2 separate regions of the Homo sapiens genome follow, and region 1 is linked to region 2. Evidence: chromatin loops called from intact Hi-C (ENCODE). Cell type or tissue: sigmoid colon. All regions are shown on one strand.

Region 1 (8,000 bases), 220 kb after region 2:
AACCCAGGAGGCAGAGGTTGCAGTGAGTTGAGATCACACCACTGCACTCCAGCCTGGGCAACAGAGCGACACTCCACCTCAAAAAAAAAAAAAAAAAAGGGAAAACTAAGGCAACAATGACCACAGCAGTCACCTCCCAGGGACATTCTGATCAGAGACATTTTGATCAGAGAGGGATATATGTGGGATACTGGTCATATTCTATAGTTTGACCTAGGGAGTGGCTAGATAGGTATCTGCTTTATAAACATCATTTAAATTATATATGTTTATATTTTCATTCTGCAACTTTTAAAGGTTTTTAAAAACAAAAGCTAACACCAATACATTAAAATCAACAAATACTCCTTAAGGAGTGGTTCCATCTGGCATGCTTCCTCACGGGAGACCTAGTCAGGGAGACTAGCTCACCTCAAGTGAGTGCTAGACTGCCTTCCTTTTCTTTCCTCTTTTCTTGAAAGATCACTATTAACCTTCTACCTGCTAAATCCAATGGACAGATTTCAGTTCTGGGTTTTTTTGTTGTTGTTTTCATTTTTTTAGAGACAGGGTCTCCCTCTGTTACCCAGCCTGGAGTGCAGTCGTGCAATCATAGCTCACTGCAGCCTCAAATTCCTGGGCTCAAGCACTCCTTCTGCCTCAACTTCCCAAACAGCTAGAACAATAGGTGCACACCACCATGCCCAGCTAAGAATTTTTGTGTTTTAATTTATTTATTTAGTAGAGATGGGATCTCAGTTATTTAGTAAAGATGGGGTCTCACTTTGTTGCCCAGGCTGGTCTCAAACTTTTGGTTTCAAGCTATACTCCTGCCTCAGTCTCCCAAAGTGGTGGGAGTACAGGCATGAGCCACCACACTCAGCCTAGATTTCAGTTTATATTTTACTTTACCTCTTCCCTCTTCTTAGACCACTGTCTTGAATCACAGGTTCTAATACTGCCAACTACTTCACTTTCTCAAAAATCTCTTTACTTTCACAGTAGGCCTCTTCCTGGGTTACTTTTTTTTTTTTTTTTTTTGAGACAAAGTCTAGCTCTATCACCCAGGGTGGGGTGCAGCGGTGCTATCTCAGCTCACTGCAACCTCCGCCTCCCCAGCTCAAGCAATCCTCCCACCTCAGCCTCCCCAGTAGCTCTATAGGCGCGTACCACCACGCCTGGCTAATTTTTGTATTTTTTGTAGAGATGGGGTTATGTCATGTTGCCCATGCTGGTATCAAACTCATGAGCTCAAGAGATCCACCCACCTCGGCCTCCCAAAGTGCTGGGATTACAGGTGTGAGCCACCGCGCCGGCCTCTGGGTTCCTCTTAACTCAGGCAAGTCCCTCTCTGCCTCTGTCACAGATTCCTCTTCTTCTGCTTTCCCTTTATGTCAGTGGATCTCAAATTTTAAGGCACACTTAAAAAGCACTTGAGGCAGTTCAAAAATGTAGAGTCCCAAATCCCGCCCCAAGAGAGCGTAATTCATTAACCTTGGATGAGTCCCAGGAACCTGTATTTTTTTTAACAAGCAGCCCACGTAATTTTGACACAGGCATAATAACTCAGCTCATATATTCAGTAACACTGCCTTAAATGATGGTGTTTCCCAGCATTGTGGATTTGACCCTATTAACTTCCACTCTAAACCTGGAGTCCTTAACCACGGACCTCGCAGGATTAGTAAAATATTTCCCCCCTAACTATACATACACCCTATGTATATGTGGCAAACGTGCATTTTTCTGGAGAGAGATAGCCATAGCTTTTATCACCTTCTAAAGATTACAAAAAGGTTAGAAATCACTCCTCTACCCACTCTTCCTACTGGATCTCACCACATCACAGAATTAACCACTTGCTATTCACACCTCCATGACTTGTAATTCTATTATCACTGGCCCAGAATTCTCTCCAACTCTCATATCCAACTGTCTAATACCTTTGTCTTTGGATGCTCCACATGCACCATCAACTCAACTTGTATAAAATTAAACACATTATCTGTAGTCCAACAACTAAATGTGCTCCTAATACCACCAGCCACGCAGTCATCTGGAAAGTCTGAGTTGTCCTGGACTCCTCCCTCTTCCTCACTCTCCTCTCCCTCCCTACTGCACTGACCTAATTTAGGCCTTCACCACTTCTCAGATGCAGTATCTTCTTAGCTGACCTCCCTGCCTCATCCACTATCTCCAATACACCATTCCCTCTCTCTATGATATTCTCTACCAGCCCATCGCCTCAGTGTAAGATGGAAACAACACTGATGTACAAGGCCTGTCATGATCTGACGTCTGACTGCACTCCCAGCGCTGTATGTTCGAACCATGCCCCATGACTCGGTTTCCCCAAAAGCCTCGTTCTTCTACCTCCATGATTTGAAATGCCCTGTACTACCTGCGGGACTTTTAACAGGGTCTCTGTGGCACCCCAGTGCCTGGCACAGTGCCCTCGCCTGAAAGGCCTAATGCTTGCTGAACGGCTGGCGGAGTGACTGAGTGACAGGGAATTCCAGGAGTTAGGAAAGGGGCTTCCGGCGGTCGCACCGACGCCCCTCACCAGCTGCCGGTCGGCCACGGTCCTGTCAGGCACAAGGCTGTACACCTGGCTCCTCAGCACGATGGGCGGCAGCGCGTCCTCAAACAGGCCTCGCGGGAACAGCTGCATGAGTTCTGAGACAGCCGCGCGCGCCGACCCTGGGCAGATAAATCGGCTCACGGACAGGGAACTGGGGCGGGGACGCGGTTCTAACAAAACTCTCGGCTACCGGAAGCGAGGCCCCACCCCCGGGGTTGCCATGGTTACCTGGCTCACCCCGAAGAGGATCCGACTCCACAGGCCCTCGCTTCCGCCGCCTCTTAACTCCAAAGGTCTCCGGGATCAGGTGATGCCTCTTCCAGCTCATATCCCGGGATTTTATGGTACCGGGGAAGGGGTAGGAATGGAGGGAAGAGAACCTGAAAATAGGGTCTTCCGGCGCAGAGCAGTGACGTACGGTCTCCCCGGGCGTCCCTCCTAGACCAGGTGATGACGAAAGGAGCGTCAACTTGTCGTCCCTCAGGCCCGTCAGTGCTGGGAGGGGCGGTGGCGACGCACATACCAGCATCACCTCCGCCAGGCCGGGCCCCACGCCGGCCGCGGATTGGCTCCCTCCAAGGGCACGCACGCCCGGGGACTCGTTGGCGGCGTGGAGGGGCGCCGGTGGCCACGTTGGTGTCAACCTCCTTCGTGAAGCTCACACCTCCCCCGCCCCGGGAGGGGTTTGCCCGCCACTGTCGCTGAATGATTGCATCATCGAAAGCAGAAAACCACTTTTGCATCCTTCGGCCTCTGGCGTGCCTGCCATGACGTCATAGCTCTGCGGAGGTGGAAGTTGGGGAGCTTTGAGGTAACTGGATTCTTGATCTGAGCGCAGACGTCCTTCCTAACCTCACTGCATTTGGAGGACCTGGAGGGAGGGTGGGTGAAGGGCAAGGAAAGAGGCAGGATGAGAGCTTGGCCGCGGTGGCGTCTGAGGGGCCTGAATGTTTCAAGGCCAGAGCCTGGCGATCAGGTGGCTCGCTTAGTCCTAAACCAGTCATCCTTCTCCAGGCCTCCTCTGTAGAATGGAAACTCTGTACCCCTGCTTGTCTTAGGACCTCATGGATCCCAGGGGGACCAAGAGAGGAGCTGAGAAGACAGAGGTAGCTGAGCCTCGGAACAAACTACCTCGTCCAGCACCTTCTCTGCCCACAGACCCTGCCCTCTACTCTGGGCCCTTTCCTTTCTACCGGCGCCCTTCGGAACTGGGCTGCTTCTCCCTGGATGCTCAACGCCAGTACCATGGAGATGCCCGAGCCCTGCGCTACTATAGCCCACCCCCCACTAACGGTCCAGGCCCCAACTTTGACCTCAGAGACGGATACCCGGATCGATACCAGCCCCGGGACGAGGAGGTCCAGGAAAGGCTGGACCACCTGCTGTGCTGGCTCCTGGAACACCGAGGCCGGTTGGAGGGGTGAGCAAAGCGTGGTAGGCAGTATATCTGGAGACCCGTACCTACCCTCTAAAATTAGGAGAGCCAAAGCCGGGGTGAGAATCAGTCCTTAGAAGAAACAAGACTATTCTTCGAGGGGAGCATCTCACTAATGCTTGTGTCAGACCTTCAGCCTGTAACTCCTGCCTCTCAGGGGTCCAGGCTGGCTGGCAGAGGCCATAGTGACGTGGCGGGGGCACCTGACAAAACTGCTGACGACACCGTATGAGCGGCAGGAGGGCTGGCAGCTGGCAGCCTCCCGGTTCCAGGGAACACTATACCTGAGTGAAGTGGAGACACCGAACGCTCGGGCCCAGAGGCTTGCTCGGCCACCGCTCCTCCGGGAGCTTATGTACATGGGATACAAATTTGAGCAGTACATGTGTGCAGGTGAGTTGCCCCTGCTTCATAGCCCCCTTCCCCTTCCCAGAGGTTGAGAGCCCCCCACGCCTGCTGCTGCTTCTCTCCTTGTGCAGACAAACCTGGAAGCTCCCCAGACCCCTCTGGGGAGGTTAACACCAACGTGGCCTTCTGCTCTGTGCTACGCAGCCGCCTGGGAAGCCACCCTCTGCTCTTCTCAGGGGAGGTAGACTGCACAGACCCCCAAGCCCCATCCACACAGCCCCCAACCTGCTATGTGGAGCTCAAGACCTCCAAGGAGATGCACAGCCCTGGCCAATGGAGGAGTTTCTACAGGTTCAGGATCGGGGTGGGCAGGGCGAGAGCTTAGGCTTGAAGGCTGGGAAAGGGACTTGGGGAGGAGGGTGAAGGCAGAATGGAGGGTGCACGAGGGGTCCCACTGATCCCTTGCTTTTCCTGTCAGACACAAGCTCCTGAAATGGTGGGCTCAGTCATTCCTCCCAGGGGTCCCGAATGTTGTTGCTGGCTTCCGTAACCCAGACGGTTTTGTCTCTTCCCTCAAGACCTTTCCTACCATGAAGATGTTTGAATATGTCAGGGTAAGGGAACGATGTTGCAGCTCCCACCCGTATCCCCAAACACCAAGACCACAGGTCTAGCATCCAGGGCAACAGCCTGCCTTCTCTCCTCCCACCACCCCCACTGCCCATCTTCTGCCTCCTCCTCTGCCTGCTCCAGAATGACCGTGACGGCTGGAATCCCTCTGTGTGCATGAACTTCTGTGCCGCCTTCCTTAGCTTTGCCCAGAGCACGGTTGTCCAGGATGACCCCAGGTGAGGCATTCAGCTCTGTCCCTCCCCTCTGGATCCCAGGATCCAGCCTCTGGCCCTCAACTGATGCCTCCATCTGCCCCCCAGGCTCGTTCATCTCTTCTCTTGGGAGCCTGGCGGCCCAGTCACCGTGTCTGTACACCAAGATGCACCTTACGCCTTCCTGCCCATATGGTATGTGGAAGCTATGACTCAGGACCTCCCATCACCCCCCAAGACTCCCTCTCCCAAATAGTAATGCTTTAGAGGGAGGCAGTCATATCTCTGTGTGCAGATAATAAAAGCATATTTCTAAGAGGTTCTCTCGCTGTCTTCTTAGCTGAGTCATCCCTGTCCAGCAACTCAAGCACACAACAGTGCTTTGCTGTTTTATCATCATGTTTTTACATGGGGCATTCACTGGGTGTAGAGGCTGGCCGCAAATACGATGTCCCGCCGTAGCAAGGTAGCCGCTGTCTCCATCTTGGCACCCAGCACAGGCTCTCCTACCAGGCGGGCTGCCCCCCGCAGTGAGCGACACATCTCAGCCAGGCGCTGAATGCAGCGGACCACCAGGCCCTCAGGGGTCCCTGAGAGCCCTGCCAACTCGGAGAAGGGCTGTGGGGAAAGTAGGGTGAGGACTGGATGCACTCAGCCTGGGCAGGTTCTCCCCAGCCAGCCGTCTGCAAAATCCCAAACCTCAGGTACTCACCATGCCCCGGGCCCACTCATATACAACCTCAACCAGCCCAAAATTCAGCTCCCCCACAAATTCCTCCACCGTCTGGTTCAGGCCACAAGCCACCTGGACCTCACCAATCCGCTTGGCCACAGCCCGGACACGTTCTATTCCCTGCAGGAAAGAAGGAGAGGTTAAGGCCTGCCTTCCTGCTCCAGGACAGGGAAGGACCAGATCAAGAAGGCAGCCATTTTCCATCCTTGGGGCACTTACAGGGCTGGAGGGGGTCACCTGGGGGACTACCTGAAGGTGAAGGTCAGGAATGCCACAGCCCTGGCAGGGAGAAAGGGGTGGTGTCCCCTACCTGCTTGAGGGTGTTTGGGAGCTGATCCCCAGCGTCCCCAGGGCTCTGGCAGACCAGGCCAGAGAGCAAGGCAGCAATCTCCTCAGGCCGCAGGGTGCTCAGTGCATTGTCAAACATGAGCTCAGTGAGGAGCAACTCATGGCTGCTCATGGCACAAGCCACCCGCCCTGCCAGCTTCACAGTGCCCGCCTCGTCCACATAACCCAGGGTTCGGAGCACCTGCAAGAAAAAGGGTGGGCATTGGACACACTGCTGTCCCCTAGCCCCCCTGCCCCAACCACTGCCCCACCCACCTCTACTCGCTGATGGTACTCAGGAAGCAGCAGCAATGACTGATCCGACAGTAGGAAGCGCAGCCGCTCCATCTCCTTCTGTATCTGCATTCGCTCCCGCAGCTTCAGGTACTGCAGAGAGCCACCCGTCAGCCTTCTCCTTGCCCCTTAGCAGGGGTGCACTGAGGACAAGGGCTGAGATGGGGGCGGTCAGTCTACAGGGGACCACAGAGGAAAAGCCCCTACTCCCAGCTTGGGAGTTACCACCCAGGGTCCTACCTGGGCAGGAAAACGGGGGCTGTGTACACACTGAGCCCCCTGGATCAGCTCCTCCAGCTTCCGGGCCCGGAGCCCACCCTCTACAACTGACATATCTTTGAGCTGCAGGTCATTGACAGGGTCGAGGGTGGGAGGTCCGGCTGGGTGGGCCTGAGCCAGACGCAGCAGTTCCTGGACAGCAGTGGTCACGGCTGCAAGGGGAGGATCCTTCCTGAAGAGGGAGCAGATCTTAAGATCTGGGGTAAGATCTTCTCTCCCCCAGAAGCCTCCCTCAGGCTGTGGAAGCCCTCTTACTACAACCTCCACTTCACAGTCTCCCTTAGGCTGGGGGAGCCCCCTCACTACAACCCCACCACTTCATGGTCTCCCTCAGGCTGGAGGAAACTCCCAGACCACTGCCCCTCCCTGCCTCTACGTGCCCCTCTGGAGGAGAAGGGCCTCCCTAGCATCTCTGACTTGAATTTTGGCTGCTGCCTCTTGCTGAAGTCCTCCAAGATCTTCTCCCCATTCACCCGGAGCACCTTGGTGGTGATGGCAGCCATATCTCCTGGCTGGAGCTTGACCACGGTGTGGTCACAAGGCCCTGTGAAAAGGGGAGAGCAGGGCAGACATTGCCATGGACCCAGGCATCCTGCTTATACTGCTGGCAGAAAACAGACATCTGCCACACTCTCACCTTCAGGCAGGAACAGCTTGAATCCCACGAGGTCATCTGGATAGGGCACCTCTGCAGTGGCTGGCCCCCTGTCCTGTGGGTCCTGGGACAAGGGCTTATCACACAAGACCAGGGTTGTGAATACTCTGCTGGTGGAGTTCGAGGAGACCTGGGGGTGGTCAGAGAGGCCAGGAGAGGGGGGTGTGATGAGTAGACATCAAAGGCAGAGACCAGATACCCACCCTTGGGCAGGAATCAGGAAGCAACCATGCAGAGCTCACCAGTAGAGAGGGGCAACCAAGTCAAGCGATCAGAGCAGACTTCTTGGGGTGGTGGGAGGAAGGAGTGAGCATGATGTGGTGATGGGAAGGGAGAGGGTGAAAAGGAGGGCAAGAGGGGAAAATGAGGGCCCTATGATGACGCAACCTGCCCTGGCCAAGTGGGGAAAATGGAGAGAGGGCTTGCTCCCTCCCACCCTCTGGAGTCCAAATTCCCATCACCCTCACCTGTAGGATCACTCCCAATGCGTTGTGATGCTCCTGATTCTTCACAACCACCACCCTTCCTGCTGAGAGAGACTTCAG
Region 2 (8,000 bases):
GAGCTCTCTGGCTGCCCCCTGGTTTCACTCGACGGCCTCGGACTCAGTCAGCTCCCCACCGACGCCGGCCCCCACTAGGCGAGGACAGCATTGGTCTCAAGTGAGAATGAGGAGAAACCCAGGCTCAGGAAGGGGAGTCTCTCCTATGGCGATATTTACAATCAGAAAAGATAAGAAATACTATTGCAGAAGTCAAAGATAGGGGAAGGAGAGAGGGGTGGGAAGCCTGCTGGAAATTTTGGAGACCCTGATGGTCATAATTCCGTGTAACCTCTACCCACCCATTCCTTTCCAGGGCACTGAAGCCAAAGGCAGAAGTTGATGAGGATGGAGTTGTGATGTGCTCAGGCCCTGAGGAGGGAGAGGAGGTGGGCCAGGTGAAAGGGCTGGGGCAAGAATGGTCTGGAGGTGATGGAAGGGATGAAAGGGCAAATCAACCTTCACTGATCCTTGCTGTTACCCAAAGGCTGAAGAAACAGGCCCACCCTCCACGTGCCAGCTCTGGTCTCTGAGTGGTGGCTGTGGGGCGCTCCCTCAGGCAGCCATGCTAACTCCTCCCCAGGAATCTGAGATGGAAGCCCCTGACCTGGACACCCGTGGACCTGGTATGTGAGTCAACCCAGACCAAGAAAAAAAAAAAAAGTCCTTTGACCCTATTAGAATCAGAGAGTCCTTTAATATCAGAACTAGAGGAAATAATTTTAGACTGAGTGCCTTAGAACAATGATTCTCAAAGTGTGGTCCTCAGACAGCAAAATCAGCATCACCTGGGAATTTGTCAGAAATGCAAATTATTGGGCTCCACTACAGAGCTACTGACTCAGGAATTTAAAATGTTAGGCAATCTGTTTTAACAAGCCCTTCAGGTGAATCTGATCCAGACTCGTTTGAGAAAACCACTGCTAGGCCGGGCGTGGTGGCTCACGCCTGTAATCCCAGCACTTTGGGAGGCCAAGGCGGGTGGATCACAAGGTCAGGAGATCGAGACCATCCTGGCTAACACAGTGAAACCCCGTCTCTACTAAAAATACAAAAAATTAGCCGGGCGTGGTGGCGGGAGCCTGTAGTCCCAGCTGCTCTGGAGGCTAAGGCAGGAGAATGGCGTGAACCTGGGAGGAGGAGCTTGCAGTGAGCCGAGATCGCGCCACTGCACTCCAGCCTGGGTGACAGGGCGAGACTCCGTCTCAGAAAAAAAAAAAAAAAAAAGAGAAAACCACTGCCCTGGAATGTCAGAGAATTAAGCTGCAGGTTCCTTTTACAGAGGAAGAAACTGAAGTCAGAGAAAAGCAGAAAAGTCACTTGGCTAAAGCCACACAGAGCCAGAACTTAGCTTCCCAACACCTCAGGTTTTGATTCTCTCTGAGCTTACATGTTGTCCCTTCCCCCTTGTTGTGTCCTTTAGATTGACCCATTACTCTGTCTTACCAACAGATGGGGTGACACCCCTGATGTCAGCAGTTTGCTGTGGGGAAGTACAGTCCGGGACCTTCCAAGGGGCATGGTTGGGATGTCCTGAGCCCTGGGAACCTCTGCTGGATGGAGGGGCCTGTCCCCAGGCTCACACCGTGGGCACTGGGGAGACCCCCCTGCACCTGGCTGCCCGATTCTCCCGGCCAACCGCTGCCCGCCGCCTCCTTGAGGCTGGAGCCAACCCCAACCAGCCAGACCGGGCAGGGCGCACACCCCTTCATGCTGCTGTGGCTGCTGATGCTCGGGAGGTCTGCCAGGTTAGCACACACTGAGGTCCCTACAGGGAATGGGGCGAGCTTACAAGTAAAGCTGGACAGAAGCATCCCCTAGAGTTTGACAAGGAGGAAATTGGTGTGATTGGGAACCTGACAGGGAAACTGCGGAGGATGGCTGAATATGGATTGCGAGTGGGGTTAATAGTGTAAGGAACTCGAGTTGGCAGTCCAAGGTACCCCAGGGGTCACTGGCCCTCTGTCTCCCCAGCTTCTGCTCCGTAGCAGACAAACTGCAGTGGACGCTCGCACAGAGGACGGGACCACACCCTTGATGCTGGCTGCCAGGCTGGCGGTGGAAGACCTGGTTGAAGAACTGATTGCAGCCCAAGCAGACGTGGGGGCCAGAGATAAATGGGGTATGTAGAGGAAGGGGTGATGTATGCTATAGAGAAGTTGAGCAGATGGGGTGGGAGATAGCGTGCAAAATATAGGTGCAGCAGAGGGGCATTCCCTCTCATCCTGCTGTTACGGCGGTCAATCTGAGATGCGGTGGAAGTACGGGCCGCGTGAGTTTCCCCCCCCAACTCCCACCCTCAACACCACACTGGCCCTCCGCTCCAGCTTACTGGGGAACTGGCATGGAACACAGTGTCTGTGGAAAGGGGGGGGAATCTCGTGGGGGGAGACTGTCTCCCGGTCTCACCGACCCCAGAACAATGCCCCATTGTCCCTCCCGCGCACTGGTGACGTCACCAGGGCAACACTTCCTGCAGGCCGGTGGTCTCCTGGGCAACGCTTCCCGCCTTTGAGGGACCAGCCGGCCCGAATAGCCCTTCCCCCAAGGCCAGAACCCGTGGGAAACCGGAACCCAGGCGTCTGGCCCCCAACTGGGGTAACAACCTCCCACGTCGTCCCCTAGGGAAAACTGCGCTGCACTGGGCTGCTGCCGTGAACAACGCCCGAGCCGCCCGCTCGCTTCTCCAGGCCGGAGCCGATAAAGATGCCCAGGACAACAGGGTTAGATGGGACAGAGGGCTTCCCACAAAACAGTCAGGCGCACGAGAGATGGAAAGTGCGGTAACCCGCAAAGCCTGAAGGGATAGGGGCCAGTGGTCGCGCAAGTGAAGGCAGAAAGGCCCAGTCCTGTGGGCGTGGCCTTCCCTGATATCGGCCCTGGCTCTTCTGTACAGGAGCAGACGCCGCTATTCCTGGCGGCGCGGGAAGGAGCGGTGGAAGTAGCCCAGCTACTGCTGGGGCTGGGGGCAGCCCGAGAGCTGCGGGACCAGGCTGGGCTAGCGCCGGCGGACGTCGCTCACCAACGTAACCACTGGGATCTGCTGACGCTGCTGGAAGGGGCTGGGCCACCAGAGGCCCGTCACAAAGCCACGCCGGGCCGCGAGGCTGGGCCCTTCCCGCGCGCACGGACGGTGTCAGTAAGCGTGCCCCCGCATGGGGGCGGGGCTCTGCCGCGCTGCCGGACGCTGTCAGCCGGAGCAGGCCCTCGTGGGGGCGGAGCTTGTCTGCAGGCTCGGACTTGGTCCGTAGACTTGGCTGCGCGGGGGGGCGGGGCCTATTCTCATTGCCGGAGCCTCTCGGGAGTAGGAGCAGGAGGAGGCCCGACCCCTCGCGGCCGTAGGTTTTCTGCAGGCATGCGCGGGCCTCGGCCCAACCCTGCGATAATGCGAGGAAGATACGGAGTGGCTGCCGGGCGCGGAGGCAGGGTCTCAACGGATGACTGGCCCTGTGATTGGGTGGCCCTGGGAGCTTGCGGTTCTGCCTCCAACATTCCGATCCCGCCTCCTTGCCTTACTCCGTCCCCGGAGCGGGGATCACCTCAACTTGACTGTGGTCCCCCAGCCCTCCAAGAAATGCCCATAAACCAAGGAGGAGAGGGTAAAAAATAGAAGAATACATGGTAGGGAGGAATTCCAAAAATGATTACCCATTAAAAGGCAGGCTGGAAGGCCTTCCTGGTTTTAAGATGGATCCCCCAAAATGAAGGGTTGTGAGTTTAGTTTCTCTCCTAAAATGAATGTATGCCCACCAGAGCAGACATCTTCCACGTGGAGAAGCTGCAGCTCTGGAAAGAGGGTTTAAGATGCTAGGATGAGGCAGGCCCAGTCCTCCTCCAGAAAATAAGACAGGCCACAGGAGGGCAGAGTGGAGTGGAAATACCCCTAAGTTGGAACCAAGAATTGCAGGCATATGGGATGTAAGATGTTCTTTCCTATATATGGTTTCCAAAGGGTGCCCCTATGATCCATTGTCCCCACTGCCCACAAATGGCTGACAAATATTTATTGGGCACCTACTATGTGCCAGGCACTGTGTAGGTGCTGAAAAGTGGCCAAGGGCCACCCCCGCTGATGACTCCTTGCATTCCCTCCCCTCACAACAAAGAACTCCACTGTGGGGATGAAGCGCTTCTTCTAGCCACTGCTATCGCTATTTAAGAACCCTAAATCTGTCACCCATAATAAAGCTGATTTGAAGTGTTACCTTTTTTTGGAGGAATTGGGGAGAAGAATGGGAAAAAAGATGGGAGTGACTGCATAATGTCAGCATTTTGTGCTTTTGGCTCAGCATTTGGATTGGATGGAGGATGTAAGTATAGTTTAAAAGCAAGAATAAGTATATTTAGGGGCCCTATGATAATTTAGGGTATTATCTGAAAGCAAGAATCTAGTAGCCAAGGGAGAAACCGCACACACTAGGTCAGGGGTCCCCAACCCTTGGGCCACAGACTGGTACTGGTCCATGGCCTCTTAGGAACTGGGCCACACAGCAGGAGGTGAGCAAGCATTACTGCCCAAGCTCCACCTCCTGTCAGATCAGCATAAGCATTAAATTCTCATAGGAACTCGAACCCTATTGTGAACTGTGCATGCAAGGGATCTAAGTTTCTCGCTTCTTACGGGAATCTAATGCCTAATGATCTGGGGTGGAACAGTTTCATCCTGAAACCAGCCCTCCGTCGCCACCGACCATGGAATAATTGTCTTCCACGAAACTCTTCCCTGGTGCCAAAAAGGTAGGAGACCACTGCACTAGATGATGCACACACTTTGTCCCTCATCCTAGGGCTTTTACTTATGGCCACTTAGGAGATTCCTAAGGCCACAAGTCAAGTAGATGGAGAGAGTATCTTGAAACTTTGTCCACCTTGCAGCAATATGTTGCTAGGTTTGAAACATGGAGTCATGAGGCATTTTGAAAGCCAATAATATCTACAGTTTATTAAGTATTCACTATGCATCAAGTGCTTCATTACATTATTAATACATCAACCCTATGAAGTAGGTGCTATTAAAACCCTATTTCACTCAGAAATTGAGGCACAGAGATCTGCCCAAGATTGCAAGGAATAAGCGGCAGGACCAGATCTCTTCATCACATTTCACATTCCAAATCACTCAGCTATAAACTCCCTAACATGACAGGTTGCCATTTAGAGGTACCAAATGGTTGTCTGCCCTGCTCCTTCCTTGATGCCAACCAGCCTGATTAGCATTGATCAAAGACCAAGCCAGAGAGGTAGTCCTCTCCCTTTTCAATTTCATTTCATTTCTTTCTTTTTCTGAAACAGGGTATTGCTCTGTTGCCCAGCCTGGAGTGCAGTGGCACAAATGGCTCACTGCAGCCACAACCTCCTGGGCTCAAGCAATCTTCCTACCTCAGCCTCTCATTGTTCCATATCTATATCTCTTATGCCCAAAATAAAATTTCCCCTGCCCCTTGTCTGCACTAAACTATAAGTTTCCAAAATGAACCCTTCCCGTACTCTATTTGGTACACATCTTGTCTCCTGAATAGAGTGTATTTTTTATTTTATTTTATTTTGGAGACGGAGTCTCGCTCTGTCACCTAGGCTGGAGCGCAGTGGCACAATCTCAGTTCACCGCAACCTCCGCCTCCCGGGTTCAAGCAATTCTCCTGCCTCAACCTCCTGAGTAGCTGGGATTACAGGCGCATGTGGCCACGCCCAGCTAATTTTTTGTATTTTAGTAAAGATGGGGTTTCACCATGTTCCCCAGGCTGGTCTCCAACTCCTGAGCTCAGGCAATCCACCCGCCTCAGCCTCCCGAAGTGCTAGGATTACAGGTGTGAGCCACCGCAGCCGGCCATCTCCTGAATAGATTTTAAATACCTAGAGGTCAGGGATGATTATTCAATACATATATATTGAATACTTACTATGTGTTGGACCCGGTGCTAGGGTTTTATGTATATATTTGAGAGCTCCACATCCCTGGATCTGAATCCTCCACTTCCCACTGGAACCATGCCCCTCCCAGTCCCGGTAAGTAAGAGGGAAGATCGGGAGGGCCAAATCCTACACCAGGGTCTATCTTAGGGAGGGAAGGGACCTGGCTGGGGGGAGGGGGATTCTGAGGAGTGAAACCACTTCCTGTGTAGCTAGTTCCTGTGTTGACAGAAAGAGCAGAAGAGGAGGTGGGGTGGAGGGAGCAGAGCCAGGGATTAGGGGACTACTGAGGCTCTGGAGATGAGACCGCCAGGAGTCCTTCCCCACCATGAGCCCCCTCCACTCCTGCAGCTGGAGGAGTTTTTCCCAGTCTCAGTGCTGCCCTGGGGCGAGAGAGACTGAACAAGCTGTTTGGGTGGGAAGAGAATGGAGGAAGTTGACAGGGATGGGCGGGGCCCGTGGGGGGGCTGACCAGGAACCCAGCTTCCTGCTCAGTACCCAGGCATCCAGCCCCCAGCTCACCCCCACCCCTTCCAGCCCCCACTCCCCTCAGGAACCCAAGGTTCCAGCCCTCCTCCCAAATCCCAGCCACCCCTCCCCCACCAGTTTCTCCCCTCTAGGGGATGGAGGCTGAGAGACCCCAGGAAGAAGAGGATGGTGAGCAGGTGAGCTGGGCACGGGGTTGGGGAGGCTGACACTGGGAAAGAAGGGAGGTGAGAGGACCTGGGGCAGAAATGTAGGGACACAGGGGCCTTGAAAGGCTTGGGCAAACTGAGGCAGGAACAGAGACACACAGAGAGGAAACGGGCCACTGGCCTAGCCCCCTGTCCACTCCTCCCGCTTCAACCACCACTGCTTGACTAGAATGGACATATTTTGGCATCAGGGCCCCCCTCAGGATGAGGAAGGCTGGCCCCCTCCAAACTCCACCACTCGGCCTTGGCGATCTGCTCCTCCATCCCCTCCTCCTCCAGGGACCCGCCACACAGGTACCCCTACCCACCCAGGGAGAGCCCCGACCCTAGTGCCCACATCCTGACCCCATTACCAAGGCCCACTCCATTGTGGGCCCTCTCCCCACCTCCTCCAGACTCCCCTTGGGATTCCCCATTGCACCCCCTCTCCTCTGATCCAAAGTCCCTAATCACGTCACCCTGTCCACACTCCCCCACGGCTCCTGTCTGCCAACCTCTCTGGGTCTCTGAGCCCTCCACACCCCTCTCCCCAGCCCTGGGACCCCGCTCGGCCTCCCTGCTCTCCCTGCAGACTGAACTCCTTCTGGACCTGGTGGCTGAAGCCCAGTCCCGCCGCCTGGAGGAGCAGAGGGCCACCTTCTACACCCCCCAAAACCCCTCAAGCCTAGCCCCTGCCCCACTCCGTCCTCTCGAGGACAGAGAACAGCTTTACAGCACTATCCTCAGTCACCAGGTAAGACATCCCCCCAGGAGGCAAACCCAGGCCTCCTGGTCTCTTGGCCCCTGTTCTCTTTGGGGCTCTACTCCTGTTTCTCCCTAGGCACCCCATCGCCTTCACAGGTTTCCTATATGCCTCCCCATACCAACCCTTGATCCTCTCAAGAACCTCCTCCTCTCAGACCCTCACCAAAGCTCTCCCTCTCCCTCCACTCCTCCAGTGCCAGCGGATGGAAGCCCAGCGGTCAGAGCCTCCCCTCCCTCCAGGGGGGCAAGAGCTCCTGGAGTTGCTGCTGAGAGTTCAGGGTGGGGGTCGAATGGAGGAGCAAAGGTCCCGGCCCCCCACACACACCTGCTGAGACTTGAGCCCCAACCAGCCCTTCCTTGCCACTGGTCTCAAAGCTGGGCAGCCCATTGCATGCCCTCAACTCTTGCTTGGCAGGGGTACCAGAGACTGAAAGACACGGCACAAATCTCAATATTCATCTCCCACATCACCTTCCCTGGGAACTGGACAGGGTGAAAGTCCTCAAACTCTGGGAACAGGCGAGATGGAACAGGGATTTAACTCCCCGCCCACAGGTCCATGGGAGCTTGAGGCAGTAAGGGGGATCCCAGGCACCCATCTCAAGGAGTGGCTGGGAGTCTTTTCCCTAACTTGTGGGGACACCACCAGTTGTCAAGCTACTAGGCAGTAGG

Evidence for each region. Peaks named below come from ENCODE experiments on the same cell type or tissue, not always from the same donor. Only the 100,000 strongest peaks of a DNase experiment are listed, where the experiment ranks them.
Region 1: a loop joins it to region 2, with 2.7 times the contacts of the local background. A loop is called at or near these places in 2 of 110 quality-filtered maps.

What each region holds. Positions count from the first base shown.
Region 1 is chr6:31,967,300-31,975,299 of GRCh38, reverse strand. It overlaps SKIC2 (SKI2 subunit of superkiller complex), which reads right to left. Exons shown (of 28, transcript NM_006929.5): 21 at 7,923-8,000; 22 at 7,438-7,585; 23 at 7,218-7,344; 24 at 6,762-6,972; 25 at 6,504-6,614; 26 at 6,211-6,429; 27 at 5,880-6,020; 28 at 5,549-5,785. The coding sequence ends at 5,585. It overlaps DXO (decapping exoribonuclease), which reads left to right and starts at 3,162. Exons shown (of 7, transcript NM_005510.4): 1 at 3,162-3,371; 2 at 3,619-3,980; 3 at 4,153-4,388; 4 at 4,475-4,694; 5 at 4,822-4,957; 6 at 5,097-5,191; 7 at 5,276-5,485. The coding sequence starts at 3,625. The coding sequence ends at 5,423. WHR1 (winged helix repair factor 1) reads right to left here and starts at 2,937. Exons shown (of 7, transcript NM_004197.2): 1 at 2,789-2,937; 2 at 2,543-2,679. The coding sequence starts at 2,888. RefSeq lists an enhancer at 2,665-3,375. In sigmoid colon, no CTCF peak of the experiment used is centred here; DNase peaks (open chromatin) are centred at 3,039, 3,849, 4,469 and 5,819; H3K4me3 peaks cover 2,706 bases; H3K27ac peaks cover 2,726 bases.
Region 2 is chr6:32,191,026-32,199,025 of GRCh38, reverse strand. It overlaps GPSM3 (G protein signaling modulator 3), which reads left to right and starts at 6,383. Exons shown (of 4, transcript NM_001276501.2): 1 at 6,383-6,554; 2 at 6,776-6,878; 3 at 7,118-7,317; 4 at 7,523-8,000. The coding sequence starts at 6,513. The coding sequence ends at 7,660. NOTCH4 (notch receptor 4) reads left to right here. Exons shown (of 30, transcript NM_004557.4): 24 at 1-100; 25 at 296-377; 26 at 467-605; 27 at 1,432-1,727; 28 at 1,954-2,101; 29 at 2,605-2,702; 30 at 2,876-4,183. The coding sequence ends at 3,589. RefSeq lists enhancers at 1,095-1,875, 1,876-2,657, 2,658-3,438 and a silencer at 7,904-8,000. In sigmoid colon, CTCF peaks have their summits at 3,275 (motif pointing left), 3,544 and 3,870 (motif pointing right); DNase peaks (open chromatin) are centred at 2,015, 2,465, 3,255, 6,365 and 4 weaker places; H3K4me3 peaks cover 4,392 bases; H3K27ac peaks cover 6,325 bases.